3 separate regions of the Homo sapiens genome follow, and all the other regions are linked to region 1. The links are chromatin loops, found by intact Hi-C in ENCODE. Cell type or tissue: MCF 10A. All regions are shown on one strand. Each heading gives the region's core, and the rest is flanking DNA. Links, peaks and the distances in the headings are about the cores only. Region 1 has its middle 36 kb from the start of NCOA3. Region 2 holds the start of LOC100131496 (a long non-coding RNA gene). Region 3 overlaps ZMYND8 (zinc finger MYND-type containing 8).

What was found. A loop is a pair of places that touch in the nucleus more often than their neighbours do. Peaks named below come from ENCODE experiments on the same cell type or tissue, not always from the same donor. Only the 100,000 strongest peaks of a DNase experiment are listed, where the experiment ranks them.
Region 2: it touches region 1 in a loop (7-fold over the local background); 3 of 110 quality-filtered maps call a loop at or near these places.
Region 3: a loop joins it to region 1, with 9 times the contacts of the local background. A loop is called at or near these places in 9 of 110 quality-filtered maps.

Annotation. Positions count from the first base shown.
Region 1 is chr20:47,460,516-47,470,489 of GRCh38, reverse strand. No RefSeq gene overlaps it. Among named protein-coding and RNA genes, the nearest start is that of NCOA3, 36 kb to the left of the region's middle. RefSeq lists an enhancer at 1,653-1,812 and a silencer at 5,731-6,025. In MCF 10A, for the core only: no CTCF peak of the experiment used is centred there; DNase peaks (open chromatin) are centred at 5,459, 5,899 and 6,809.
Region 2 is chr20:47,312,495-47,322,468 of GRCh38, reverse strand. All of the region lies in intron 2 of ZMYND8 (zinc finger MYND-type containing 8), which reads left to right. It overlaps LOC100131496 (a long non-coding RNA gene), which reads right to left and starts at 3,967. Exons shown (of 1, transcript NR_024594.1): 1 at 1,715-3,967. RefSeq lists enhancers at 2,311-3,229, 3,230-4,146, 4,147-5,064, 4,530-5,729, 5,065-5,982 and 1 more. In MCF 10A, for the core only: no CTCF peak of the experiment used is centred there; DNase peaks (open chromatin) are centred at 3,618, 4,038, 4,948, 6,588 and 1 weaker place.
Region 3 is chr20:47,270,523-47,280,496 of GRCh38, reverse strand. ZMYND8 (zinc finger MYND-type containing 8) reads left to right here. Exons shown (of 23, transcript NM_001281775.3): 11 at 3,702-4,183. Among named protein-coding and RNA genes, the nearest start is that of ZMYND8, 81 kb to the left of the region's middle. RefSeq lists enhancers at 3,652-4,152, 4,153-4,653. In MCF 10A, for the core only: a CTCF peak has its summit at 7,508 (motif pointing left); DNase peaks (open chromatin) are centred at 5,866 and 7,476.

The DNA of each region.
Region 1 (9,974 bases), core at 962-8,961:
TAGAGATGGGGTTTCACCATGTTAGCCAGGATGGTCTCGATCTCCTGACCTCATGATCTACCTGCCTTGGCCTCCCAAAGTGCTGGGATTACAGGCGTGAGCCACCACACCTGGCCCATACATGCGTTTTGTTTGTTTGTCTGTCTGAAATGGAGTCTCGCTCTGTTGTCCAGGCTGGAGTGCAGTGGCGCGATCTCAGCTCACTGCACTACAAGCTCCACCTCCCGGGTTCAAGCGATTCTCCTGCCTCAGCCTCCCCGGGTAGCTGGGACTACAGGCACCTGCTACCATACCCGGCTAATTTTTTGTATTTTTAGTGGAGACGGGGTTTCACCGTGTTAGCCAGGATGGTCTTGATCTCCTGACCTTGTGATCCGCCCACCTCGGCCTCCCAAAGTGCTGGGATTATAAGCGTTAGCCACTGCGCCCGGCCCATACAAGCATTTTAAATAATCTGAATGAGTTGTCAGTATTTGAATACTGGTAGATTTCACATAAAGATCTGAATTTCTGTCAATTTCTGGCTTCTTTTGAAATATGTATATAAAAGTATGGGAAAAGAGGGTCTACTTTCCTGATGGCTGATCTGAGGATCTGGAAAGGAGCATGGGCTCTCCAGTTTACCACGGTACCCACTATTCCCTGATGCCTTCCAGACACTGAGGCCAGTGAAGATTACAGGTTATCTTTCTCAAGCCAGCTCTATTCAGTGCATCTTAGGTTCCTGTTATGCATTTCAGTTTGTTACTCCTGTCCAGAAATTAAACTCCATCTGAGTAGACATTATTTCTGTTTTGGTTTCCATTATGCCCAGCATAGTACCATAGGATGCACTTAATAAAATTGAGAAAGAAAGAAAAGAAGACCGGGCATGGTGGCTCATGCCTATAATCCCAGCACTTTGGGAGGCCGAGGCGGGCAGATCACGAGGTAGAGATCAAGACCATCCTGGCCAACGTGGTGAAACCCCGTCTCTACAAAATACAAAATATACAAAAAATACAAAAATACAAAAATTAGCTGGGCATGGTGGCGCACGCCTGTAGTCCCAGCTGCTTGGGAGGCTGAGGCAGGAGAATCACTTGAACCCTGGGGCAGGGGCGGAGGTTGCAGTGAGCTGAGATCACGCCACTGCACTCCAGCCTGGCGACAGAGCGAGACTCCGTCTTAAAAAAAGAAAGAAAAGAAAGAAAAGAAGGAAAAAAAGGAAGGAAGGAAGGAAGGAAGGAAGGAAGGGAGGGAGGGAGGGAGGGAGGGAGGGGGAAAGAGGGAAAGCCCTCCCTCCCTCTGTTGTTTTCTCTGTCTGTTGCTCTGTTATTTGATCAGAGCAACCCAAAAGGACTAGTATGGGTTTCCTTATCTTCCATCTCCAGACATAGGAGACAGAACAAGAATATTTGCAAGGGAAAAAAAAAGGTCAGATAATAGGGTTGAAATAAGAAGAAAGAAAAAGAAACAAAAATGACCCCATTACCTGGGCATGCTTGCACGTGCCTGTAGTCTCAGCTACTCAGGAGGCTGAGGCAGGAGGATCACTTGAGCCCAGGAGTTCCAGGCTGCAGTGAGCCATGACTGCACCACTGCACTCCAGTTTGAGTGACAGAGTGAGACCCTGTGTCAAAGAAAAAAACGACCCCATTATTCAGATCTAGCAGCATGCTGCTATTTACCAGATTTAGCAGCCATGCTATTAAATAAAGATGTTTTTAATTAACAAAACATGCCTTTTCTTTATCAGTTTTCACTTTTCACTGAGTAATGCAAAAGAGGCATGTGTTTTGGGGGGGTGGGGAGGCACTGATGCAAATTGGGGTAGCGAAAAACATGCTTGAACTTGCCCCCTCTGGGTTTAGTCGGCACTCTCTATGCCCTGTCAAACCCTTCTGGAATGAACGTTTGATGTTCCGGGGGTAAATCTAAAATAACTCCAAGGTGACATGTGCTGCAGACCCTTGAGATTATGTGTTTGTAATCGTATGAGATAAAAAAAGAGGAAGCAGAAACACGCACATATATACACACGCAACCTTTCTACAGCTGGGCGCGGTTTCTATCAGCCTGGTCAACAAAGCCAAGCTTTCTGTAAAGAAACAAGCTGGGATCTTTCAAGGCCTTGGGTTCCGGGTGCCACTCTAAGGTCCTGCCTGTGCAGTTGACTTTTACACATCTGTTTTGCGAGACTTCAAAACCTCGATGTTCTGGCCACTTGGTTCTTGCAGCTGGCAGTTGGCACATTTAAGGCCTCTCCCCAAATGAAGGCCTTTGAAAATATATTTGAAAAATGTAGCCCCCACCAAATTTAAAAAGGCTATGAATAAAGACCGTTTGAACCTTGAAGCTCCACCTGAAGGCAGCAGTCCTTGGAAAGATTTCCTCAAGCTGGACATGGTGGCTCATACCTGTAACCCCAGCACTTTGGGAGGCCAAGGCGGGAGGATCATTTGAGCCCAGAAGTTCAAGACCAGCCTGGGCAACATGGCAAAATCCTGGCTCTACAAAAAATGCACAAAAATAGGCCAGACGCAGTGGCTCACACCTGTAATCCCAGCACTTTGGGAGGCTGAGGTGGGCAGATCACAAGGTCAGGAGTTTGAGACCAGCCTGGCCAACATAGTGAAACCCCATCTCTACTAAAAATACAAACATTAGCTGGGTGTGGTGGCACGTGCCTGTAGTCCCAGCTATTTGGGAGGCTGAGGCAGGAGAATTGCTTGAACTTGGGAGGCGGAGGTTGCAGTGAGCCGAGACCGAGCCATTGCACTCTAGCCTGGGTGACAGAGTGAGACTCCATCTCAAAAAAAAAAAAAAAACCCCACAAAAATCAATTAGCTGGGTAGCTGGGTGTGCGCCCATGGTCCCAGCTACTTGAGAGGCTGAGGCAGGAGGATCACCTGAGGCCGGGAAGTTGAGGCTGCAGTGAGCCGTGATTCCATCACTCAATGCCAGCCTGGGTGACAGTGAGACCCTGCCTCAATCAATCAATCAAAGAAAATATTCCTCCAGCACCAGTTTTCATGCAAGGGAATTTTTGTTCAGTTTGGTTCAGCCAAATAAAGTCCAGGATAGAACCTGGGTCTATCAGAGTTCCCCAAATTTCAGTGACTCATGTAACGCCTTTGAGATTTTTGCCATCGCCACAAATCACCTTTTTTTTTTTTTGAGACAGCGTCTCGCTCTGTCACCCAGGCTGGAATGCAGTGGTGCAGCTGTTACAGTAGGTAGCTAGTCAGACATGAACAGAGCAAGAGAGAGTTCCCCCACAACACACACACACCAGGAATGTCAGGTGACCAGAGGTGACCATCAGGTGATGCTCAGGCGGTTGTTAACTATCTCTCTAAAATAATGATTGGTCTCAGCCGACTCCAGGGAAAGGCAGTCTCCCAATAAGCAGAAAAAAAACAACAACCTGAAACTGGTGATCAGCAGCTTCCCAGTAAGATCTCAGGACTGGGTAAATGGGCTCAAGCATGGGAATTAAGAGGCAAAATGGCAAAGTTTAACTGATGACCGTCTAGGGACATTCAACTGGTAAGGGAAGAATGCCTCAAGTGAGCACGTACACAACTCCAATAAACACATTGCACGTGCAGACAGCCCATCCCCAGTGAAAAATCACGGGAGAAGGAACTCAAGACCCCGGAAGTATGTCAGCATATGAAACACAAATCACAGGTAAAACAGAGCGCTTGATTTCTCAAGTCGCCCGCCTGACCCTCTTCCAACATAGAAAGGCCCTGTTTCTACAAAAAATTTAAAAAATTAGTTAGACGTGGTGGTGCACACCACTAATCTCAGCTACTTGGGAAGCTGAGGTGGGAGGATCACTTGAACCCAGAGTTTGAGGCCACAGTGAGCTATGTATTCCAGCCTGGGCAACAGAGCAAAAGACCTATCTCAAAAAAAAAAAAAAAAAAAAAAAAAAGAAATGGTTTGACCAGTTAGAATTTTTCATTCCTTCTGGGTACAGTGATTGGTTCAAGAATGGGGTTGTGATCCAAGCCAAGTCTTTGAGGCTCAGTTCTTAAACTTTTGTTGCAACAGTTGCCTAAAAGATTCCTCTGGAATTGCTAACTTGGTAGGAAGTAAGTCTGTAGTTGCTGGAGCCACCACTCGGTAAGATTCTGCCTGAGAATAAAGCGGAGATGAGCAATAAAAACAGAGACCAAATAATTATGACCTTGTTGCTCAGATCCAGCCATGCCTGAAGCTGGGAAACTCTGAACTTTTGAGTTGTGCCAGCCAATACATTTCTCCCTAACATCTTTTTTCTTTTTGGTTTTTTGTTACTTGCAATTGACTGATAAATATACCACCACAAATGGCAGGATACATAGCAGACATTATTGTTGGCCTACTCAAAAACTTTTCTTCCTTTTTAAATGAGAATTCTGGTTGGGACCAGATGTCCACCCCTCTCCTGCTGGCCATGTGCTTCCAGGGAGATGGATCCCAGTCCCAACCCCAGCCTGAGGAATACATATGAACCAATCACGGTGATCCAGACCACTTGTCAGTGGTTGGTTTAGGCTTATCACGTGATGCCCTCTAGCCAATAAGACAAGAAAAAAACTCCGCTGCACGCTGGGAAAGGTTTTTCTCATTAACAGAAACGTGTTGTTATGACTTGAATGTCTGAAATTGTGGGCATTATCGTGGCATCACGAGTGAGAATATCTAACACACTAAGAGAGGCAGAGAAAGAATTTAGGTTCTGACAATATTTGAGCCCCTGAGAACTATCTATACCTATGGATCCTTGACAACTTGAAAGAGTTGCTCTCTTGGTGGCAAAGTTACTGTAGTAACTGAAGCCTCCCAAACCGACACCACCACACAGGAGAAAAGCATATGCTCAGGGCTTTCTCTTGAAAGGGAAGAAACTGCTTCCCTTCCGGAGTCCCAGATAAAACCTTGGATCTCATTGCCTCTCACTCAGTGATGTGTTCATCTGCGAACCCTAACAAGAAGACCAGGGAGGCCGGGCGTGGTGGCTCACGCCTATAGTCCCAGCACTTTGGGAGGCCAAGGCGGGCGGATCAACTGAGGTCAGGAGTTTGAGACCAGCCTGACCAACATGGTGAAAGCCTGTCTCTACTAAAAAAATACAAAAAATTAGCCTGGCGTGGTGGCATGTGCCTGTAATCCCAGCTACTCAGGAGGCTGAAGCAGGAGAATCACTTGAACCTAGGAGGCAGAGGTTGCAGTGAGCCGAGATTGTGCCACTCCAACCTGGGTGACAGAGTGGGAAGGCCAGGGTAAAGAAAAGACTTTGATTGATGTAAGCCAATCAGGACCCAACTCTGGAGCATGGGGCAAAGTAAATCTTATTCCAAAACACATGGAATTAGAGTGTGAAAGTTGGTGTTCTGTGGTTCCATTAATGGTGTCCTGGAAAGATTACAAAAGAACACTTACATTCTCTTCCAACCCAGGAAGTCATAGGACTTTGGGGGCGGGGGTGGAAGGAGAGAGAAAGAAACATGTCATTTGCTCAACATGGTACTTAGCATTATCGAAGATTAAGAAAATGTGTAGCACATGATCCCTGCTCTCAGAGAATTTACAAGTGAGATTAACTGCCCCTTAATATATCAGTTTGGGAGACCTGCCCTTCAAAGACTATATTTTTTTTGTTGAATACTCTATTAGAGTAACGCTAGCCACTGTAACAAATAACGCTCACATTTCAGAGGCTTGCATAATAGAAGTTTATCTCCTCTAGCGCTGCATTGCCAGTTGACTGACAGCTTTCCTCCATCCCTGGGGCCTCATCGTTGATGTCTGCATCCAGTGGTGGCAGGGGAAGGAGAATGGAAAAGGCGCACATGTTTCTCAACTGCTTTGTGCAGAGCTAATACACATTGCTTTTGCTCACATTCTATTTGCAGAATGAATCACAGGCTGTACCCAGATGCAAAGGGGATTGGGAAATATTGTCCCTGGCTGCTTTCCAATGACAACTCTATATCCTAAGGATAACTAGCCGTCTCCGTCACTCAAATATTGCCTGTAGTAATGGCAAATGCCCACAAGGATGCAGAAATGCCTTGATCGTGTTTAAGCAATTTAAATCATATACCAAAATTTCTCACTCTCAGCCCGATTGACATTTCCGGCCAGATAATTGTTTTGGGGTAATCCTGTGCATTGTAAGATTCAGTTTAGCAGCATCTCTGGCCTCTACCCACTAAATGCCAGTAGCACCCCCACCACCAGTTGTGACAATCAAAAACCTCTCCAGACAGTGCCAAACATCCCCTAGGACACAGAACATTTCCATCCCCCAGAAAGTTCCCTCTTGCCCCTTCCCAAAACAAGATAACCACTATCCTGACCTTTATCACCCTTAGTTTTCTCTATTCTTAGACTCCACATAAATGGAATCATACAGAATGAACTCTTTTTTTTCTTTTTTGAAACAGAGTCTCGCTCTGTCACCCAGGCTGGAGTGCAGAGGCATGATCTTGGCTCACTGCAACCTCCGCCTCCCTTGTTCAAGGGATTCTCCTGCCTCAGCCTCCCAAGTAGCTGGGATTACAGGTGTCCGCCACCACGCCTGGCTAATTTTTTTATTTTTTGTAGGAACATGGTCTCACCATGTTGGCCAGGCTGGTCTCAAACCCCTGACCTCAAATGATCCACCTGCCTCAGCTTCCCAAAGTGCTGGGATGACAGGCGTGAGCCACTGCATCCGGCATGAACTCATGTATCTGGCTTCTTTCACTCAAATAATGCTTTTCAGATTGAGTCACGCTGGATGCCCCAGTAATTCTTTCCTGGCTGTTGTTGAGTAGAATTCCATTTTGGGACCATACCATCATTTGTTTACCCTCTTGTTGTCGGGCACTTGGTTGTTTCCAGTTTGGACTATTATGAAACAAGCTTCTATGAACATTCTGGAACAAATTTTTTTTTCTTTTTTTTTGAGATGGAATCTTGCCCTGTTGCCCAGGCTGGAGTGCAATGGCAAGATCTCAGCTCACTGCAACCTCCACCTCCTGGGTTCAAGCGATTCTCTTACCTCAGCCTCCTGAGTAGCTGGGACTACAGGCGCGCACCACCACGCCCAGCTAATTTTTTTCCTCAGGTGATCCGCCCTCCTCAGCCTCCCAAAGTGCTAGGATTACAGGCATGAGCCACCACACCTGGCCTGGAACAAGTATTTTTATGGACATGGGCACACATTTCTCTTAATCCAAGAGTGGAATTACTGGGTCAGCAGTAGGTAAATGTCAAACTTTATTAGGTATTATAGTTAACCTATATTATTTTTAAGTTGTATTTATTTATTTATTTATTTTTATTTTTTATTTTTTGAGACGGAGTTTCGCTCTTGTTGCCTAGGCGGGAGTGCAATGGTGCAATCTCGGCTCACTGCAACCTCCGCCTCCTGGGTTCAAGCAATTCTCCTGACTCAGCCTCCTGAGTAGCTGGGATTACAGGCATGCGCCACCACGCCTGGCTAGCATTTATTTATTTTTTAGAGAGTCTTGCTGTGTTGCCCAGGATGGTCTCAAACTCCTGGCCTCAAGCGATCTGCCTGCCTCAGCCTCCCAAGGTGCTAGGATTATGAGCATGATCCACCACACCCAGCCTTCTCCTTGTACCCTTTCCTTCACCCTTCTTCAGAGGTAACCACTCTGAGCCTTTCTGCTCTGTCCTTCTAGAACATTCTTTCTATTTAGGCAGCTAGTTTATAGCAGTTAGGAGCTTAATGTGGCCTTGGGCACATGTATGAACTCTCTGTGTCTTCCTCATTCCTAAAAAAGGCATTTGTTTGTTTGTTTCTTTGTTTTTTGTGACAGTCTCGCTGTGTCGCCCAGGCAGTGGCATGATTTCAGCTAACTGCAAACTCCGCCTCCTGGTTCAAGTGATTCTCCCGCCTCTGCCTCCTGAGTAGCTGGGACTACAGGCAGGCGCCACCACACCTGGCTAGTTTTTGTATTTTTAGTAGAGACGGGGTTTTGCCGTGTTGTCCAGGTTGGTCTTGAACTCATGACCTCAGGTTATCCACCCACCAGCCTCCCAAAGTGCTGGGATTATAGACGTGAGCCATCGCACCTGGTCTGATTGCGTTTTTTTGCACACTTCTATCTGCTATGGTTTGACTGTCCCCTTGAAAATTCATGTTGAAACTTAATACCCAATGTGGCAGTACTGAGAGGTTCAGCCTTTAAGAAGTGATTGGGCTTGGCCCAGTGGCTCATACCTGTAATCCCAGCACTTTAGGAGGCCGAGGCGGGCAGATCACCTGAGGTCAGTTCAAGACCAGCCTGGCCAACATGGTGAAACCCTCATCTCTACTAAAAATACAAAAATTAGCCAGGTATGATGATGCATGCCTGTAATCCCAGCTACTGGGGAGGCTGAGTCAGAAGAATTGCTTGAACCAAGGAGGCCGGAGGTTGCAGTGAACCGAGATCGTGCCACTACACTCCAGCCTGGGTGACAGAGTAAGACTCTGTCTCAAAAAGAAAAAAAAAAAAAACAGAAAAACAAAAAACAGAAGTGATTGGGTCATGAAAGCTCTCATGAATGGATTCATCCATTCATGAATTAATAGATTAATGAGTTAATGGGTAAATGGATTAATGAGTTGTCATAGAGTGGGACTTGTGGCTTTAGAAGAAGAAGAAGAGAGACCTCAGGTAGCTGCTCAGGCCCCTCTTCATGGGATGCCCTGTGCTTCTTTGGGTCTCTGCAAAGAGTCCCCAACAGCAAGAAGGCACTCATCAGATGCAGCCCCTCGAGCCTGGGACTTAGCCTCCATAATTGTAAGAAATAATTCCTCATATATGTACCTACTATGTACCCACATAAATTAAAAATTAAAAAAGTAATAATTCCTTTTATTTATAAATTACCAAGTTTTATGTATTATGTTATTTCTGTTATAAGCAACAAAAAACAGACTTAAGACAATATTATTGAATTTTCCACAAAGGTCACTTCTGTATAAATTAAAGGAAGCCTGTACTTTCTTTTGTTTGGAACATTACCAAAACTTGTTCACTACTTTAGACAATCATGTCACTTCTGGCAATGCAACTCAGTAAAACTCAAGGGAGTTTTCATCACCAGTAATCACCCCTGTGTGGGTCCACGTTCAAGGCTGTCCCTTCACAGTGAATGTGCACATCTGACCTCTCCGATGCATCCTCAGTTAGATGGGGCCGAACACACTCATACCAAAATCTGTGTGTTAGGGCATCCTATGGGGGGGTTCCAGTGACAAAAGGAAGACAGGGAGAAGAGATGCTGAACAGACATTAAGAAGACTTGGCCAAGACAGGCGGTTAGCCTGAGCTCAGGAGTTTGAAATCAGCCTGGGCAACAAGGTGAAACCCCGTCTCTACTAAAAATACAAAAAAATTAGCCGGCTACTCCGGAGGCTGAGGCAGGAGAATTACTTGAACCCAGGAGGCGGAGGTTGCAGTGAGCTGAAATCGCACCACTGCACTCCAGGCTGGGTGAAAGAGTGAGACTCCGTCTCCAAAAAAGAAGAAGAGTTGGCCTTGCTGTAATTATTCCCATTTCATAGGTGGCTAAGGCAGGGCATAGAGAGATTCAAGTGGTTGAGGAGTGGAGGAGGCAGACTCAAACCCAGTTACCACTACAACTTACTTACCGCCTGTGTTAGTCAGGGTTCTCCAGGGAAATAGAACCAGTAGGATAGATAGATAGATAGATAGATAGATAGATAGATAGATAGATAATTATATTAATAGATGATAGATAATAGATTGATAGATGATAGATAGATCGCCTCTTGGCCTTTTGGCTAAAATCAAGTGTAGATTGATAGATGATAGATAAGTGATAGATAATAGATGATAAATAGATGATAGGTAGATAGGTACATAAATAGATGATAGGTAGATAGATGATAAATAGATGATAGGCAGATAGAGCAATAGATTGATTTATAATAGATAAATAATAGAAATAGATTGATAGGTGATAGATTGATA
Region 2 (9,974 bases), core at 916-8,915, 150 kb after region 1:
TTCTGTGCTGAAAAAAAAAAAAAAAAAAAAGAAATGCCATCCCAACCTCTTGGGATTCTTGGGACAGTTTGTAGCTTCTCAGTAAACAATAGCTGTGAACCACATGAAACCCTTCTGCAAAGGAAATAGAGGAATATTTCCCTGTCTATCCTCACACCTGCTAGGTGTGTTCACAAACTCCTGATATTTTTCCTGTTCAGTGGTTTGTCCATCTGTAATCAGTTTCTCAATCATTCTGTACTTAATAGCCGCTTTACCATGGGCCTGGTTTTCTCTGGGCTTTCATTACCTTATCAATGAAACAGGGAGGCTGGGTGAGGTGGGTCACATCTGTAATCCCAGCACTTTGGGCGGCTGAGGCAGAGGGATTGCTTGAGCCCTGGAGTTTGAGACCAGTCTGGGCAACATGGCGAGACCCCTTCTCTACAAAAAATACAAAAATTAGCCAGGCATGGTGGCCTGTGCCTGTAGTCCTAGCTACTTGGGAGGCTGAGACAGGAGGATCTCCTGAGCCTGGGAGGCTGAGGTTGCAATGAGCCCAGATTGTGCCACTGCACTCCAGCCTAGGTGACAGAGTGAGACTCTGTTTCAAAAAAAAAAAAAAAAAAAAAAGGGCGGCGAGTTTTAAATAAATCGATATTTGTATTTCTAACAATGCCTCCCAGATAGTAACTGCTCAATAAAAGGTAGCTGTTACAACTGTGTTTCTAGCTGTCCTTCCATCAGGGCAGAGGCCTTCCTGGGACAGTTTTCCTGATAGCCCAGATATCTAGTTGTTGCCTAGTGACTATTTGTTGACTGACTGGTCCCATTATTTTCTTTGAAGTCTGAAGTCAGGGCCACCAGGTGAAACATCAGGAATCATTTTCCTTCTTAATGAATACATGCACCTCTGTGGGTGGTGTGTTTACACATGGTGAGACCTGCCTGGTAGCTCACTGAAGTTTCTTTCTACCAGGATTTCTCAGCCTTGGCACTGTGGACTTTGGGCCTGATCATTCTTTGTCTTAGGGCTGTCCTGTGCATTGTAGAATGTTTAGCAACATCCCTCACCTCTACCCAGTAGATGCCTGTCGCAACTCCTTTTCCTGCCCAGTTGTGACAACCAAAAATGTCCCCAGACATTGCCAGATGTCCCCTGGGTGTGCTGATACTGCTTTCCACTCTTCTAAACACCTGAGCCCCGTAAAAGTGTTTGTTTGATGATGGGGGCGTGTACTGAGCTCCTGCTGTATGCCGGGTACAAGGGATACAGACGTGATCCCTGGCTGGGCAGTGCCCAGGATGCAGTGAGTGTTCCATAAATATTGTCATTATCACCCAGTTTCCCCAAAGCCATTAATAAATACCTTCGTTAAATATGTAAACATGATCAGAAATAATTCAGAGGAGTCCAGCGTTTACTGGGTTTCCTGGGTGTTCCTCCATGTCTCTGCAAACCCAGAAGCCTCAGAGAACAAACTTTTACCCTGGTTCTATTTCTGGTCTCCTTTCACTTGGATTTTGGACCATGCCCGTCTATGCAGACGGGATTCCATCTTTATTCCATTTTATGGCTGCATCATGATGTTTCACATATGGGCATCAATGTTGGTTCCTGTCTGACTTTTCTACAAAGCCCTGTTGCAGTGGCTACCCCGTCTATCCTTCTGTGCACCCATGAGCCCTGTAGACAATAGGACATGTTCTTAGAATCACCCCACTACTATCTGAGTGATGTTAAGCATCTTTATTTATTTATTTTTGAGATGGCATCTTGCTCTGTCACCCCGGCTGGAGTGCAATGGCGTGATCTCGACTCACTGCACTCCAGCCTCCTGGGGTCAAGCGATTCTCCTGCCTCAGCTTCCCCAGTAGGAGTAGCTGGTACCACAGGTGTGTGCCACCACACCCGGCTAATTTTTGTATTTTTAATAGAGACAGGATTTCGCCATGTTGGCCAGGCTGGTCTCGAACTCCTGACCTCAGGTGATCCGCCCGCCTTGGCCTCCCAACGTGTTGGGATTACAGGCGTGAGCCACCATGCACAGCCGCAGCATCTTTACGTGGTGGCTGGCCAGGGTAATTTGGGTGACATGTTGGGTCTGAACTCTTCGCTCCCCAAAGGAATGTGACAAGGTGACTGTGGAGGGCCTGTCCCTTCGTACCTGGCGTTTCAGTAGAGAATTTTGCCTTCTTTAGGTGGCTTTTAGAGATACCATCCAGGGCAGATGGGGACCTTGGTTGGTTAGCAGTGGCGCCTCTTCCTTCATCTGCCCCCTTTCTGAAGCTAATTTCCCTTTGCTTCTCCCAACCCACTTCTGTGCTTCAAATGCTGCCAGCACAGAACTGTCTTTTTGTTTCTGAATTGCCCTCTGACGCCGCGATTCCCCATTGCAGTTTGGAAGCCACTACCACCGGAGATTTCCAGAACCCAAGCCAGGCAGGGGCTGGATAAATAGTGCCAACGGGTGTCAGCCACCAGAACCAGCTCCTCAGCCAGCCACAATGTAAAGGCCAGAGGCAACCGGTTTCTCCACATTCTTTGTGGTGTTCCGGTCGAGTTTGAAGGGCCTCATGTACACATGTTGGAGGGAGCCTTTGGGGCCTGGGCCTGCTGAGGGGGTGGGTGGGTGGTGGGCAGTGCGTTCTCACAGGGAGTCGGATCCTGCCTCAGTAAAATTGGAAAGAACTTGGCATTCTTGATCCAGGAAATTCCTGTTGCGATGTTGTCGTTTTTCCAGAGGGCCTCATCCCAGCTGGGGAGGAGAAAGGGCCGCGGTTGCTATTGCCTCTAGTTGTTGAGGGCTAAACACTGAATTCAATTGTAAATCAGCCTCTTTTCTGTAGATTGAAGCAATTTCTGTCCTGCCAGGCGAGTTTGGAAGTTCGCCTTTTACATATGAATGTGCCCTTTAATCACCACTTCTGCATTATTGAGAGAAGGGTGGAGGAGGCTGTGTCTAGTGGGAAAGGATTATACCTCAAGTATAAAAGATGGGTTTTCTCATTTCTAGGAGAGGGGCATCAGAACTGGAGAATCTGAAACAATTACTAAAAATGTTAAAAACAACTTCAAAATGCAAACCACAGCTGTTTCCCTCCCCCCAGGCTCCCTTCTGATATTGTCACCTCGGCCAGCAGAACAACTGCAGTTCCTCGTATTTATTCACAATCCCACGAAATCAATGGCTCTTCGGTGCACTGCACCGGAGACTTTCAGCTCAGCCGAGCTGCTGTTGAGGGTGATAAATTATAGGCGAAAGCCCGGGGACATGAAGGCAAGTCGCTGGGTTTCAGACTGCCTGATTGCAAAGAGGTGACAGTGTCCTTGCCCCGCCGGGCGACCTAATGCGTACAAGACCGGGGCTGGCCTGGTAAGTGGTGACTCTTAGCCTGTTCTCTTTGCTTCTTCCTCCTCCCCCTGGGAGAGGCCGCTGAGGATCCGGAAGCAGGAATGTCTGCTGTGGGTGAGCCTCTGTTCTCTTTTGAACAAGAGAGGCTAGGCCCTCTGAGCAGCCGCACTTTCTCAATGGCAGGTAAGTGCCTCCTCTTGGCGTTCCCTGCCCCTCGCATGTTCTGCCTCCGAGGTACTTGATGTTCCTGGTGAAATGCCATTTTCCCCAAGTTGAGAGTGACCTTTCATTCCACAGCCTCATTTCCATTCCAGCCCTCCCTATCCCGGCTCTGGATGAGAAGTTCCTGTTGATTTGCAGAGATTCTTTATAAGCACAGTTCAGGCCAGTGCAGTCCTCTGGAGGAGAGGGCTCAGCCCGGCAGCTCTGGCAGGCCCAAGTCAGCCAGGGTGCAGACCGGTCCTCGAGTTTCTGTGGGTCTAAGAGACGGTCAGCGTTGGAGGAAATAATCATTTGCTAATGCGAGCGGTTTTCATTTACAAGTTCCTCCTGGCTTAGGCATTCTCTGCTGCGAGGACAATTTTGCTTCCTCCCCACCCCCAACCTTTGCTCCTGATTTCTTACTTCTATGCTCTGCCAGGAGGAAATTCCGGACTTTTGTCTCTTTATGATGTAATTACTGGTTGGGGAGGGCCCCAAATATTCCTGGGGAAGGGAGGCCTGTTTGGGTACCTGCTCTGTGTCTTTGGGAAACGCTTTGAAGTGATTAACCATGCTCTGCTTTGCTGCTTCTGGGGGAGCAGCAGTGTGTGGTCATGTTTGAAGTAGGCCAAGGGGAGGACTGGTGATTACGAAAAGGGCTGTAGAGCAGGCCTCTGCTTCTGACCCTGCCTTCACAGTTACTGGGGGAAACCTGGCATTTTCAGTCTGATTGAAATGCAGAAATCCTGTCCTGGGCTGATTCTGGTCTCCAGTCTACACAGGCCGGTGTTTTCCATAGCTTTGAACTTGTGGAATTGATTTAACATGCTCCTTCCAGAAAGCAAGCTGTGTTTTTGGAGTGGGGGGCGGTAGTCGGGGAGGAGGTGGAAGAGAAGCAAGAAAAGGAGGAAGAGTGATTGGTTAAAAAAAATACAGTTACCCATTAGTTACCATTGAATAGGTGCTTACTATTTGCCAGGTATTATACTAAGAGCTTTACGTGAATTAACTCATTGACTTCTTCGATAACTTTACAAGGTACCACTTGTAAAGTGGTAAACTCTCTGAGGCACAGAGAGGTTAAGTTGCCTTTTTACGGTCACACTGCAGGGGAGAGCACAGCCAGGTTCTGCATGCATTTTGACGCCAGAAAGCTGATTCCCCACCACTGTGGCATCCTGCCTCTCTGTCGTTTGCAACCTGGCCCATGAGAGCATATGCCTTGACCTATGTGTCCTGGTTTGCCCGGGACCCAGCTAAGCACATGGTTGGTTGCCCTACTCCTGTGGCCTGTCATGCCTGTCTCAGCCTGTGGACCAAGCTTCTCTTTTCGTTCAGGCCCCAGCAGGCTTGCTGTCGACATCATTAAGGAAATTAAACACCCACAAAAACACAAGAAGCTCCCGGCCTTTCAGCTGCGGCCCTTTCCCTTGAGGGAGGAGACAATTCCCTGTAATGGTGTGTCATTTCCTAGCCCCTGGAGAACGGCATGTGCTGTGACTCAGGCACCGGATGTGGGGGCAGGAGTGGGGTGGAGGGCGGGTACCTGATGTGGCCTGCTGGGGAGGCCTAGCCTTGATGGAGGCTGGAAAAGGGGAGGTGAGTTGGCCCTGGAGCCCCCAGCCTATTTCAGGGACTGATGCCACTGTTTGGAAATTGGGAGGTGAATGTGCTTTCTGGGGACTGCCTTTGAGAGAACGGTGTCATCAGTGAATGACACGACTTTCCACCTTTTCCCAGTTCCTGAAACTGTTTGTTGGACCTTCTCTGTCCCTATACTTCCATCTGCAGTTTAGGGGAAAAAAGGCAAAATGAGAGTGTGCTCTTAAATCATAGACCCTAAATTAGGGAGTCCTCTTGCTACAGGGCTGAGGATGAGGCCCTCCTGGTACAAGGCCATGTGGTACAGAGATTAGAAGCTGGCCCTCGGAGTCCCACTGCCTGGGTTGAAATCCCAGTACTGCTCTGGCCCTCGGAGCCTCACTGCCTGGGTTCAAATCCCAGCACTGCTCCTTGGTAGCTTTGTGATCTCAGGCAGGTGACTTAGTGGGGACTACAGGAAATGCATTTTGAACATTGCCTAGAATATCACATATAATAAAAGAAACTCTTAGCTTTCTTTCTTTTTTTTTTTTTTTGAGAGCGAGTCTTGCTCTGTCACCCAGGCTGGAGTGCAGTGGTGCGATCTTGGCTCACCACAACCTCCACCTCCCTGGTTCAAGCAATTTTCCTGCCTCAGCCTCCCAAGTAGCTGGGATTACAGGCGCACACCACCACTCCTGGCTAATTTTTTTGTATTTTTAGTAGAGATGGGGTTTCACCATGTTGGCCAGACTGGTTTTGAACTCCTGACCTCAGGCAATCTGCCTGCCTCGGCCTCCCAAAGTGCTGGGATTATGGGTGTGAGCCACCACACCTGGCCGAAACTCTTAGCTCTTCATACTCTTGGCTCAGGAAAGCTATGAGCCTGTGTTATCTTGAATTAAGATGCCCCTTAAATCAAAAGACATCCAGGAAGTGCTGAGCTCCAGGATGATTTCTGGTGGATCACAGGCTTGGGAAGGATCTCCTCATATGCTTGGTTCCTTTTTTTTTTTTTTTTGAGACAAAGTCTCGTTCTGTTGCCCAGGCTGGAGTACAATGGCATGATCTCGGCTTACTGCAACCTCCGCCTCCTGGGTTCAAGCAATTTTCCTGCCTCAGCCTCCTGAGTAGCTGGGATTATAGGTGCTCACCATCACATTCAGCTAATTTTTGTATTTTTAGTAGAGACGGGGTTTCACCATGTTGGTCAGGCTGGTCTCGAACTCCTGACCTTGTGATCTGCCCACCTTGGCCTCCCAAAGTGCTGGGATTACAGGCGTGAGCCACCGTGCCCGGCCTCATGCCTGGTTCTTAATACCCAGTAGACCTTCCCATATTGTTACAATTTCAGCAAAATGTCACAAGGAGAGGAAAATTCTGCTGCTTTCCGCTCCATGCCAAGCTGTTTTCCTGAGTCACTGCTCTGTCCTCTCCATAAGGCTGCATTCCTCCCTCACCCACGTTAACTCATTCAGAACCACTCATTTTTGGGGGATGGGTGAGAGGCAGAGGGTTGTGAGTGAGCCAGCCGGGCGGGGTCACAGGTCCTACTCCCTCAGAAAAGGCAGCAGAAAAGTCTTTCAGATCCAGGGTGAACCAGTGGTTCAGTCGACAGTGGCTGTTTGTCATTGTTCAAAGTTTATAGATGAAATGCACTGGGCAATACATCCTTGTCAGAATTAAATCATTAAAGAAGAAAAAATTGACTCAGCTTTCTGGAAAGGGTCCTTATGGAGCCTGGGTACCACGGCTACAGTCAGGTGTACACCCACCAGTCCATCATCACCAGAGGCCCAGCCCCCACTGGAGTGGGGGGCATTTAAGTAATAATGCCCCCCTGCTGTCTCATCCCTCCGAAGGATACCGAATCCAGCAGGCATTTCCTAATTCTTCTCCCTACAACCCTTCATTGAAATCTCCTGCTGTTGACTGATGTGTCTGTTGTTTGGAACCTATCAAATTTCGACCCCTTGGATACAGTCACTGAACTCTCATCAACTCCAGGGGGAATTGGTGTTTGTAACAGCAAACAGAATTGGGGTTTTTATGTTTTGCTGAAACTAGAAGGTTTGGAATACTCTCAGGTGTGGGCATGCTTGGGCTAGGACCCACCTCCCCCTACCTCTTGCTGAGCAGAACCTCAGTTTCCCCCTTTGTTTCCTGGTGGGCTTGGGTGATAGTCCCTTGCCAACTCTAAATCGCTTACAAGTATATTACTGTCTAGTGATTTTTTTTCCCACTTTCTCATTAAATTAAGTAATGTTGAAGAGGGACTTTTAACATCCTCTGGGGGCCCTGAAGTTTTTAATCATTGGAGCTGAGGACACCTTTGCAAAGGTGAAGGAAGCTATGACTCCATGTCCCTAGAAATTGCACTCCTGTATACAGTGATGGCCTGTTCAAGGGTCCCTGGAGCACTGTCTGGTCTTTAAACAAGAACTTCTAGTCTAGTCCCTTTCTCCCGGCTCTTCCCATTTTGCAGGTGAGGCCCTGAGGCCCTGAGAGGTGGAGACTTGCCTGGGGTTGTTTCCTGTTTAGCCTCATTCTCCAGCCTGACTCCCTTGCTTAGCTTCTATCCTGAGTCCTGAACCAACCCCTCAAATAATGTCTGGAAGTAGAGGCCATTGGCTCTGGCTCGCCAGTGTGGAACAGGATTGTGTAGAGTTGAGAACTCAGACCCCATCTCCTAAACACATACACATACCCTAGCGTTCCTCAAACTAGTGTACCTCCCAGTCTTCGGGAGGACTTATTAAAACAGATTGCTGGGCCCTACCCCAGAGTTTCTGATTCTGTAGATCTGGGGTGGGGCCTGATAATTTGCATTCTTTTTGTTTTGTTTTGTTTTTAAAGATGGAGTCTCTCTCTTTCGCCCAGGCTGGAGTGCAGTGGTGCAATCTTGGCTCACTGCAACCTCTGCCTCCTGGCGCCAAGTGATTCTCCCGCTTCAGCCTCCCTAGTAGTTGGGACTACTGGAGCGTACCACCACACCTGGCTGATTTTTGTATTTTTAGTAGAGACAGGATTTTACCATCTTGGCCAGTCTGGTCTCGAACTCCTGACCTCAAGCGATCTGCTAACCTCAGCCTCCCAAGGTGCTGGGATTACAGGCGTGAGCCACCGCACCTGGCCAATTTTCTTTATTTTCGTAACGTCATCCAGTCACATGATAAATAAGTACACAAGGGTATAGAGTGGAAAATAATCCTTCCCTGGACTCCCCTTCCCTGGACTCCCTGCAGGCACCCCTCCCAAGGCAACCAGTAGTCCCCAAGTCGAGCTTTGTTGTACTTTTGTGTTCATCCAGGAATATTCTAGGTTTATGCAAACATTGATGTGTATATTAAATCTTTTTTTGGGAGGAATATTGGTCCATTAATGGTGCTAGATACACTTTATTTATTATTAATTTTTTTGAGACGGAGTCTTGCTCTGTTGCCCAGGCTGGAGTGCAGTCGTGCGATCTCAGCTCACTGCAACCCCTGCCTCCTGGGCTCAATCGATTCTCCTGCCTCAGCCTCCCAAGTAGCTGGGACTATAGGCACGTGCCACCACACCCAGCTAGTTTTTTGTATTTTTAGTAGAGATGAGGTTTCACCATGTTGGCCAGTCTGGTCTCGAACTCCTGACCTCAGATGATTCGCTTGCCTCGGCCTCCCAAAGTGCTGAGATTACAGGTGTGAGCCACCGTCCCCAGCCTAATTATTATTATTATTATTTTTTTGAGATGGAGTCTCACCCCTCTGTTGCCCAGGTTGGAGTGCAGTGGTGCGATCTTGGCTCACTGCAAGCTCCGCCTCCCAGGTTCACGCCATTCTCCTGCCTCAGCCTCCCGAGTAGCTGGGACTACAGGCGCCCGCCACCACGCCCGGCTAATTTTTTGTATTTTTGGTAGAGACGGGGTTTCACCATGTTAGCCAGGATGGTCTCGATCTCCTGACTTTGTAATCCGCCCGCCTTGGCCTCCCAAAGTGCTGGGATTACAGGCGTGAGCCACTGCGCCCGGCCTCCAGCCTAATTTTTATATTTTTTGTAGATGCGGGGTTTCACCATGTTGCCCAGGTGTTTTTAGATCTTTTTAAAGAACTTAAAAATTTTTATAATTAAATTTTTTTTTTTTTTTTTCAGAGACAGTGTCTCTCCTTTTCACCCAGGCTCCGACGTGATCATAGTTCACAATACCCTCAAACTCCTGGGCTCAAGCAATCCTTCCCCCTCGGCCTCTCAAAGTGCTGGGATTACAGGTGTGAACACTGTGTCCGGCCATGTGACTGTAATGTATTCTTAGAGCAGTCCTCTGTTTGCAGACGTTTGTTTCAAGTGCTTTGGGTACAGCCCACAGTGCTGCAGTGCAGTCATCTTGCCTTTGCTCCTTTTCCACTATGTTTGTAGAATGTGTTTCTAGAGGAGATTGTTGGGTCAAAGGCCAAGTGGAGAAAAAGTTTTCAGGAACAGTGGCGAGAGTCGGGTGAGGACCCATGTGGGAGGGAGGGGAGGTTTCTCTGGGGGAATGTGCTCACCCCGGGCTGCACCTCTCTCTCTTTTTTTTTTTTTTTTTTGAGACGGAGTCTCGCTCTGTCGCCCAGACTGGAGTGCAGCGGTGTGATCTCGGCTCACAGCAACCTCTGACTCCAGGGTTCAAGTGATTATCCTGCCCCAGCCTCCCAAGTAGCTGGGATTATGGGTGTGCGCTACCATGCCTAGCTAATTTTTGTGTTTTTAGTACAAAAGTACGGGGTTTCACCATGTTGGCTAGGCTGACCTCTTTGTCTCTTTCGTGAGTTTTCCCACTAACTAGCTGCTGTGTGCCTTTGGTCCAGCGCTTTGGGCTCTCTGGGCCGCCCTTTTGATGTC
Region 3 (9,974 bases), core at 1,314-9,313, 190 kb after region 1:
GAAGGTGGCTTACAGAGCATGAAGGACGGCGTGTGAGTTGGCCAGCTCTGTGTGCAGAAGCTGTTTCCCAAAACCATTTGTGTGTTTAGGTCTTGGTTCTGGATGAGAGCTGTCGTGGAAGCTGGCCCCCTTCTGTTTGTGAAAAAGAAAGCAGCATGGGTCTGATGGTCACCAGTTTCGAAGCCCCTCTCAGCACCTGCTTTAAGGGAGTGCACCGTGTTGTTGGGCTTGTTTTGGGAGAGGGGATCCCCTGGAGGGAGTTGTTCAGGACCTTCCACAGTGGTAGAGAAACAACTTTGGAGGTCTTGGGATGTTTTAGTAGGCTTTGGGCAGGGAGTCTCTGACCACCATTCTTTTTTTTTTTTTTTTTTTGGAGCAGAGTCTTGGTTTGTCACCTAGGCTGGTGTGTGCAGTGGCGAGCTCTCGGCTCATTGCAGCCTTCTCTTCCCGGATTCAGCCATTCTCCTGCCTCAGCCTCCCAAGTAGCTGGGTCTACAGGCATGTGCCACTACGCCCAACTAATTTTTTGTATTTTCAGTAGAGATGGGGTTTTGCCATGTTGCCCAGGCTGGTCTTGAACTCCTGGATTCAACCGATCCATCTGCCTTGGCCTCCCAGAGTGCTGGGATTACAGGCGTAAGCCACTGTGCCTGGCCTGGTTTTGTTTTATAGATGCACAGTTATGTAAAAATATAGGAAATATTTTATTAAATGCCTGCAGAGTTAAAAAAAAAAAAAAGCGGACACCAACCAATTGCCTTTTATGTACTGGGCAGTGTTTTAAGTGCTTTTTTGTAGAAGCTGCTTTTATGTCTATTTTATCAATAAGAAAACTTAAGGTCAGAGAGTGCCTAGGGTCACATAGCTAGGGAGAAGCCACCGTGGGGTTAGATGTGAGATAATGTGAAACTAGATATTGTCCCCCGCAGAGACTCTATTTTGTCAAGCAAATCTAATTTCGCTTGAAATACTTCCTGGGCTTGTTTTATTATTTATTTATTTATTTAAGAGGGGGGTCTTGCTCTGTCACCCAGGCTTGTTTTATTTATTTATTTATTTGAGGCGGGGTCTCGCTTTGTTGCCCAGGCTGGAGTGCAGTGGCTCATTCAAGCAATTCTCCCACCTCTGCCTCCTGAGTAGCTGGTATTACAGGGGCGTGCCACCACATCCGGCTAATTTTTCCATTTTTAGTAGAGATGGGGTTTCACCGTGTTGGCCAGACTGGTCTCAAGCTCCTGACCTCACGTGATCCTCCTGCCTCTGCCTCCCCAAGTGCTGGGATTATAGGTGTGAGTCACCATGCCCAGCCTTGGACTTGTTTGAAAGAAAAGAGACTCTTTTCCTTCCCTGCCAAGCAATTTCATGGAAAATAGTTGGGGGAAGGGAACAGTGAGCGCCTTAGATACCGGACAGAAGTGTGTGGGTGAGGTGGGTGTGGAGCAGGTCAGGGGGGCGAGGTTATGATACCAGGACCAACTGGTGATAAGCTCCTGGTGGCCCTGCCTCTTGATTCTCCAGAGAAGGACTCACTCTCCTTTTTCTCGGTGACAGAGCTGAGGCTAGCTCAGGAAGGGGGAGTCATTTGCCCTAGGACAGCACTGGAGACCCTGATGCCTTCTCAGATCTGTCCTGTCTAGTAGTCCTGATCTGTGCCCGCTCACTTTGAACGCAGAATCTCACCGTGAGGCAAACTCTTACCTTGAGAGCATCTGGCTTCTGTTCTGCTCTGCCCCTCTTGGTGGAGATATGGTTCTTCAGGTCTCAGGAGAAAGACAGCAGTCAGAATGGATGAGAAGCTGGTGATTTCCAGCCCTCTGATAGAGCAGATCGATATTTTTGGGGTGTTTAGTTTTAGTTTGTGTTACGATCTGGTGTCACCGAGACTTGCAAACAATCCGCCTGTATTGTGAATTCGGTCCCAGGGATGTGCTTTATTTCTCCTGGGTTGTTTTCTCTTAGATGCCAACTGTTGAAATGGGGGTAAAATGTAACATAAGAAGTCTATTTTGTCTTCTTCTCTTTAAAATATTGGAAAACGTGGCAGTGTTGGGTCCAGATTCCTACATGGTTGCTTTGGATAGCAACTGAGTAGATACTGCTTTCTCCCTTTCCACCAGACGTGAGTTTTCTGCTTCTGCAAAGTCCCCTTTGCTCCCCACTGCTTTCTACCGGGCTTCAGTTTGTGGTCTGTGAAATCTAAAAGGCCACCTTGGAGGTTGGGTGCAGCGGCTCACACCTATAATCCCAGCTCTTGGGGAGGCCAAGGTGGAAGGATTGCTTGAGTTCAGGAGTTCAAGACCATCCTGGGTAATGTAGCGAGACCCCATCTCTACAAAAGTATACAAAAGTTAAAAAATTATCTGGGTGTGTTGTGGCGCGTGCCTGTACTTCCACTACTTGGGAGGCTGATCTGGGAGGATTCCTTGAGTCCAGGAGTTTGAGGCTGTAGTGAGCCTTGATCATACTTCTGCTCTCTGGCTTGGGTGACAGAGGGAAACCTTGTCTCTTAAAAAAACAAGCAAAAAAGACTGGGCACGGTGGCTAACACCTATAATCCCAGCACTTTGGGAGGCTGAGGTGGGTGGATCACGAGGTCAAGAGTTCAAGACCAGCCTGGCTAACATATAGTGAAACACCGTCTCTACTAAAAATACAAAAATTAGCTGGGCGTGGTGGCACACACCTGCAGTTCTGGCTACTTGGGAAGCTGAGGCAGGAGAATTGCTTGAACCCAGGAGACGGAGGTTGCAGTGAGCTGAGATCATGCCACTGTGCTCTAGCCTGGGCAATAGAGCGAGACTGTCTCAAATAAATAAATAAATAAATAAATAAATAAATAAATAAAATGAATTAATTAAACAAACAAAAAATCCCCCACAAAAGCCTTCCTTGGAAAGCTTATTCTCGCCAGTTTTTCCAGCCAGAAACTGGGTTGAGGCCAGCAGATCATACATGGTAGCCAAGTTATTTCTGGGATGTCCCTGTATCAGCTGCGTGGTCACCCGCAGCAGCGGTTGTGGTGTTTGCACCTCCCCCGGGGGCCACTGGCTCTGGTTCCAGAAAAGCTGCTGCTGGCATTGTTTGTTCTGCAAAAACATGCTGTCATGGGTCTTTGCAGAGCAAAATTGGAATGTGGGATATGGATGTTAGGAAGATGGAACTGGCCTGGGATGGGAGGTGGAAAGTGCACGCCTGGAGGCGAATGGGCTCCTTTTTCAGTGATTTTCTGTGTGAATTATCTTACATTCAAAAACATGTACCTCCTTTTAGGGATGCAGTATTCCAAAGTTTCCTTCTGTTCCTATTTCAAATGGCAATGGGAAAAGGAAGCTTTTTATGTCTGAGTGTAACCTGAGGAATAAGTCTCTTTTCAGAGGTGTTGTCAGATGCAGTGGCTGATTTATTTTTCTCTACTAAGAGAAAACCAAAGAGGATTGTTTCTTTAGTGGCTCACAATGACTAAGTCTGTTGCACTTTTAAATGTTTTCGCCGAAGTTTTGTTGTTCATGTTCTGTTATGGTAGAACATGCTTGTTAAATGGATCATTAATTAATCCTTCAAACCAAGTTTTTTTTTTTTTTTTTTTAATAGAATAAGAATCTTGGCAAACATGCTTGGCTAATTTGGTTCACATCAAGAAAAAAGCAATCTTGGAAATTACTGAAGTTGACTTAAACTCTCTTTATCTTTTGCCCTTCTAGGGCCTGGGTTCCAATAAATAATTGCTACCTCATGTCTAAAGAAATTCCTTTTTCTGTGAAAAAGACTAAGAGCATCTTCAACAGTGCCATGCAAGAGATGGAGGTTTACGTGGAGAACATCCGCAGGAAGTTTGGGGTTTTTAATTACTCTCCATTTAGGACACCCTACACACCCAACAGCCAGTATCAAATGCTGCTCGATCCCACCAACCCCAGCGCCGGCACTGCCAAGATAGACAAGCAGGAGAAGGTCAAGCTCAACTTTGACATGACGGCATCCCCCAAGATCCTGATGAGCAAGCCTGTGCTGAGTGGGGGCACAGGCCGCCGGATTTCCTTGTCGGATATGCCGCGCTCCCCCATGAGCACAAACTCTTCTGTGCACACGGGCTCCGACGTGGAGCAGGATGCTGAGAAGAAGGCCACGTCGAGCCACTTCAGTGCGAGCGAGGAGTCCATGGACTTCCTGGATAAGAGCACAGGTCAGCTCCGTGCGGGGGAGCGGGGAGGAGGCCCCTTGGACACGGGGGTTTCCCATGGGTGCACACTTGGTGGGCCCAAGCAGGTGAGCATCAAGCAATCGTGGGGAACTGTAGGGGGCCACAGAGCAGATTTTCAAGAAGTCACCAGTGGAGTTCTTGCTGCTAGTAACCCAGAAATGAGAAAAGTGTCCCCAAAAGGCCACCTGGAGGTTATACCTAGAAGTAGATGGAGATGGCCAGAAATCTTGTGGAGTTCTGTTCAGATGTCGCTGCATTTTGGATTATTGACTTTCCATAACACAAATAATTTTGTTTTAGTTGAAATTGTATTTTTCTGTCAAAACCCTACATTCATATTAAACAGTGCAAATCTTAGAGAAACACATATGATAAAAAATAATACTTGACCAGGCGCCGTGGCTCATGCCTGTAGTCCCAGCACTTTGGGAGGGCAAGGCAGTCAGATTGCTTTAGCTTGGGAGTTCCAGACCAACCTGGGCAACATGGCAAAAACCTTGTCTCTACCAAAAATACAAAAATTAGCTGGTCGTGGTGGCGTGTGTCTATAGTCCTAGCTACTCTGGGACTATAGTTGAGGTGGGAGGATTGCCGGAGCCTGGGAGGTTGAGGCTGCAGTGAGCTATGATTGCGCTGTTGTATTCCAGCCTGGGCAAAGTGTGACCCCTTGTGAGACCCTGTCTCAAAAAACAAAAACAAAAAAAGGTAAAAAACAATAATAGTACTCTGTCTTCCCAGTGTGATCCCATTCCCTTAAAGGTCATATCCTTTAATAGTTGTGTTGTGTTTTTTTTTTTTTTTGGAGACATAGTCTCGCTCTGTCACCCAGACTGGAGTGCAGTGGCACCATCTCAGCTCACTGCAACCTCCACCTCCTGGGTTCAAGTGATTGTCGTTCCTCAGCCTCCCGAGTAGCTGGGATTACAGGTGCGCGCACTACTATGTCCAGCTAATTTTTGTATTTTTAGTAGAGACAGGGTTTCACCATGTTGGCCTGGCTGGTCTCGAACTCCTGACTTCAAGTGATCCACCCGCCTTGGGCTCCCAAAGTGCTGGGATTACAGGTGTGAGCCACTGGGCCTGGCCCAAAGTCTGAGTTTTTAAGTAAAACCTCCAATTCTTAAATGTCAGGTTTTTAAGTAAAATCTCCAATTATTAAATGTCAGTTTAAGATGTCTTGGAAGATTTTCTAGAATGAATAAAGCAGGTTGGAGTACCAGCTTTAGGCTTCTGGCCTAAAGCCTTGGACAGCCTTTCACACTCGCTTCCTTCCTTGGTCTCTCTCTCTCTCCCTCCCTCTCTCCCTCACTCCCTTCACACAGGAATTCTTTAAGGAGCAAGCATCAGTTCTTCAGGATACCATGAATGTCCCCAAGAGTTAAAATAATGAGGATTTAGTTGTGAACTCAAATAATTCTACTGACTTTGCTTGTGTTGTTTCTTGGGAAATTTTTTTTCTTTTTTCTTTTCCTTGGGTTATTTTCAAGAACTGCTTCTAGCTGCTCCCCAGATGGTGGTAGGAGGGGTAGAGAGAGCCTGTGGCTTTTGGTTCTGTAAAATAAAGGCTGCAGTCTATATCTTTCTCTAGTTCTGATTCATAGCTGTGTGGTCCTAGACACTCATGGTTGAGTCATAGAGCTTTGTTTTGGAATTGACATAATTTGTGTTGACACAGTTTCAGAAAAGTCTTCCTTTTTACCCCCTTGTTTCTGACCAGAGTCCTTAAAAGCTTACTTTGTTTCATGACACGGTTCCATTTAAGCCAAGTTCACAAAACATGGTACTTAATTACACAATCCTTCGGCACATTAATTCCCATAAAGAGCATGCTTTTCAGGAAATGTTTAAAATTTTAACCTTGGCAGCGACTTTGTGAATTAGTGTTGCCTGAACTTTCATTGCCATGGTTTTCTGCCGTATTTTATTACATACTTAAATATGAAAATTGTAATGCAGCTTTGTCCTAAGCTAAACACAATGTATAGGCTCGTGTGTTTAAATTGCTTGTTGTGGCTTTTCCTAATATATGTGAAATTAATACATAACTAGTAAAATGAAACATGGCATATATATGACCATTGGTTCTCCTGCACCACATTTCAAAAAATTCAGTTTTATAGGAATATAAGAACAGGGATAATGTGTTTAATTTAGCTTCTGTCTTCCCTTGGGAGGTACAAAAGGAGAAAGATAAATGACATCAGACTTCCTGGAAAAATATACCTCATTCTTTGAGTGCTTTTTAGGTGAGAAGTTAGTTGAATCCCCCATTTGAGTAGACTTTAAAGTCCCTTTCCTAAAATATAATCTCCTTGCTGGTATGTGCTTAGGTCATTTTACTAATCATGAATTAGCCAATGTGTAGTGTAGGAAGAGAGAGTGATATTGAAAATTATTTTACTCTTACAAATTGCCCCCTTTTCTGTCAGGGGCTAGATAGTATGTATTTTAGGCTTTTTGGGTCTTTTTTCCAACTCTGCAACTATTTAGTCATTGTTGCAGTAACGTAGCCACAAGCTGCTGTAGTCCCAGCTACTGAGGAGGCTGAGCTGGGAGGATCAATTAAGCCTAGGAGTTTGAGGCCACAATGACCTGTGATTGTGCCACTGCACTCCAGCCTGGACAATAGAGTGAGACCCTAGCTCAATAAACAGCTAGCTAGATAGAAGAAAATAGAGCAGCCGTAGACAGTTAAGACTTTTTTAATGGACACCGGAATTTATTTACTTATTTAAATTTTTATATTTTTTGAGATGAAGTCTTGCTCTGTTGCCCAGGCTAGAGCGCAGTGCCACGATCTCGGCTCACTGCAACCTCCACCTCCTGGGTTCAAGTAATCCTCCCACCTCAGCCTCCTGAGTAGCTGGAATTACAGGCATGCGCTACCATGCCCAGATGTTCTTTGTATTTTTAGTAGAGACAGGGTTTCACCATGTTGGCCAGGCTGGTCTGAAACTCCTGACCTCAGGTAATCCACCCGCCTCAGTCTCCCGAGGTGTCCAGACACTGGAATTTAAATTTCATATAAGTTGCATGTTTCATGAGCTATTAATTCTTTTCCCCCCAACCATTAAAAAAATGTTAAAATACCTTTCTTCGCTTGCAGGCCCCTCAGGAACAGGTGATATGCCCAATTTGACCCTTGAGCTATAGTTTGCCAACCACTATTACAGACTAAGAGGATTAGAAGAAACTGAGTCATTTTACAGAAGGCAAATTGAGAGCCATGCAGAGTGTAAGGGAGGTGTGAAAGTCCCCACAGCCAGATTCTGCATCCATACCTGTTTCCTTTCTCTGCACCCTACTGCCATCTGCTGTTAGCAGTGATAATAGCATTTAGTGGAGGGAGATGGGAAATTTGTATTAAAATGCTTCCACAGTCAGGATAATATAATTGAGATAAGACAGTAGTTCACCCAAAATCGTGTAAAATAATTGCCATGTCATAGAATAGAAAATAATATAGTAGCCTCACCAGTGAAAGTTTTGTAACCAGTAACATAAAACTACAGATTGAAATGTTATTGCATAAAACTTGTACAACAGTGTAGAAATCTTGTTTTTGTTTAGAAGATTGGAGAACTCAGAGCTGTGTGCCTATAATCCTTAGAACTGGATATTTAGCTTTCTAAGAAGCACTTTGCTCAGCCAGAAGTCTTTAACTCACAGTGTCCTATAATCTTGCTAGCTAGGTGGCCTAAGTGGTTAATATTCTGAGTGATTTTTGTAGTTTCCCCTTTATATAGACCTCCTGGCCAGAATGGTTACCTTCACCGGTATTTGTTTGCGCGATCTCGATGTAAGTTATTAATATGTATTAGGGTCAGAGTCGGGGGGCCTGACATTCACCACCCTCTGGGCTAATGGTCCTTTGGTCTGGTAGCTACACTGTGAGTTACCATTTAAGAAAGGAAAGAGGGTCCGGGTGCGGTGGTTCACGTCTGTAATCCCAGCACTTTGGGAGGTCGAGACAAGCGGATCACGAGGTCAGGAGATTGAGACCATCCTGGCTAACACGGTGAAACCCCGTCTCTACTAAAAATACAAAAAATTAGCTGGGCGTGGTGGCATGTGCCTGTAATCCCAGCTACTTGGGAGGCTGAGGCAAGAGAATTGCTTGAATCCGGGAGGCAGAGCTTGCAGTGAGCCGAGATCGCACCACTGCACTCCAGCCTGGGCAACAGAGTGAGACTCTGTCTCAAAGAAAAAAAAAGAGGTTTCATATTACTCCCCCCCCCCTTTTTTTATAATTGTGAAATCAATATGTTTTTGTCATAAATTAGTTCTTTATTACAGAATTTAAAGTCACTGATGGCTGGGTGCAGTGGCTCATGCCTGTAATTCCAGCACTTTGGGAGGCCGAGGTGGGCGGATCACTTGAGGTCAGGAGTTTGAGACCAGCCTGGCCAACATGGCGAAACCCCGTCTCTACTAAAAATACAAAAACTTAGCCAGGCGTGGTGGCACACGCCTGCAGTCCCAACTACACAGGAGGCTGAGGCAGGAGAATCACTTGAACCCGGGAGGTGGAGGTTGCAGTGAGCTTGAGATCACGCCACTGTACTCCAGCCTGGGAGACAGAGCGAGACTCCATCTCAATCGATCAGTCAATGAAATAAAGTCACTGAGAATCTCACCTCTCACAGCCAGTCCTTAGATTGTGTTTCCAGCGCTTTTTATATGTGGTTATAAGTCCTACTGTTAAGCTGAAAGCTCAAATACAGGGATCAGGCAGATATGGCAGTGAGTGAGGTTGGGGAGTGGTAGGTAGAGACTGGGATGAATGAAAGCAGACATACGTTTCTTTCCATACCTGTTACACATCGTGTGCTTTTGTGTGCATATGGGTGTATAACACTTAACCCAAGGGGTGCGGACTTTTCTGATACATAGTGCATGCTAGAGGTACTACAGCAGCTTGGGGCTACTTTAGTGCTACAATGATAAGCAGCTCTTTCATAAGGAAATACAATAGGGCAAATGCTAGCATGCACCATGTGTCAGAAGAGTCAGTAGCTCTTGGGTAAGTTTTACACACCCATGTTACCCATAAGTGTTACACACGGCTAATAGGTCATGAGCTCCCAAGACGCTGAGCTAGAGAGTTGTGCCTTTCTGAAAGAGACCAGGGACCTTTTCCTCCTGCTGGTTCTTGCCACATAGGAGTATGGGCTCTGTATTGAGAGATTTCTGGTTTTTCTTTCTTTTTTTTTTCTTTTTAGACGGAGTCTCACTCTGTCGTCCAGGCTGGAGTACAGTGGTGCGATCTCGGCTCACTGCAAGCTCCGCCTCCTGGGTTCACGCCATTCTCCTGCCTCAGCCTCCCGAGTAGCTGGGACTACAGGTGCCTGCCGCCACGCCCGGCTAATTTTTTGTATTTTTAGTAGAGACAGGGTTTTACCATGTTAGCCAGGATGGTCTCGATCTCCTGACCTCGTGATCTGCCCGCCTCTGCCTCCCAAAGTGCTGGGATTACAGGCGTGAGACACTGCACCCGGCCGATTTCTGTTTTTTCAAGAGAACCCTCAAATTAAAAAAAATGGGAACTACTCCAGCTTTTTCTTTTTCTTTCTTTCTTTTTTTTTTTTTTTTTTTTTTCAGAGACAGGGTCCTCACTATGTTGCCCAGGCTGGTCTCAGACTCTTGGGCTTAAGCGATCCTCCCGCCTTAGCCTCCTGAGTAGCTGGGGCTACAGGCACATACCACCACACCCAGCTATCAACTTTTATGTACTGGCTCACATTTTTAACTAAATAAAAGCTACATCACATTA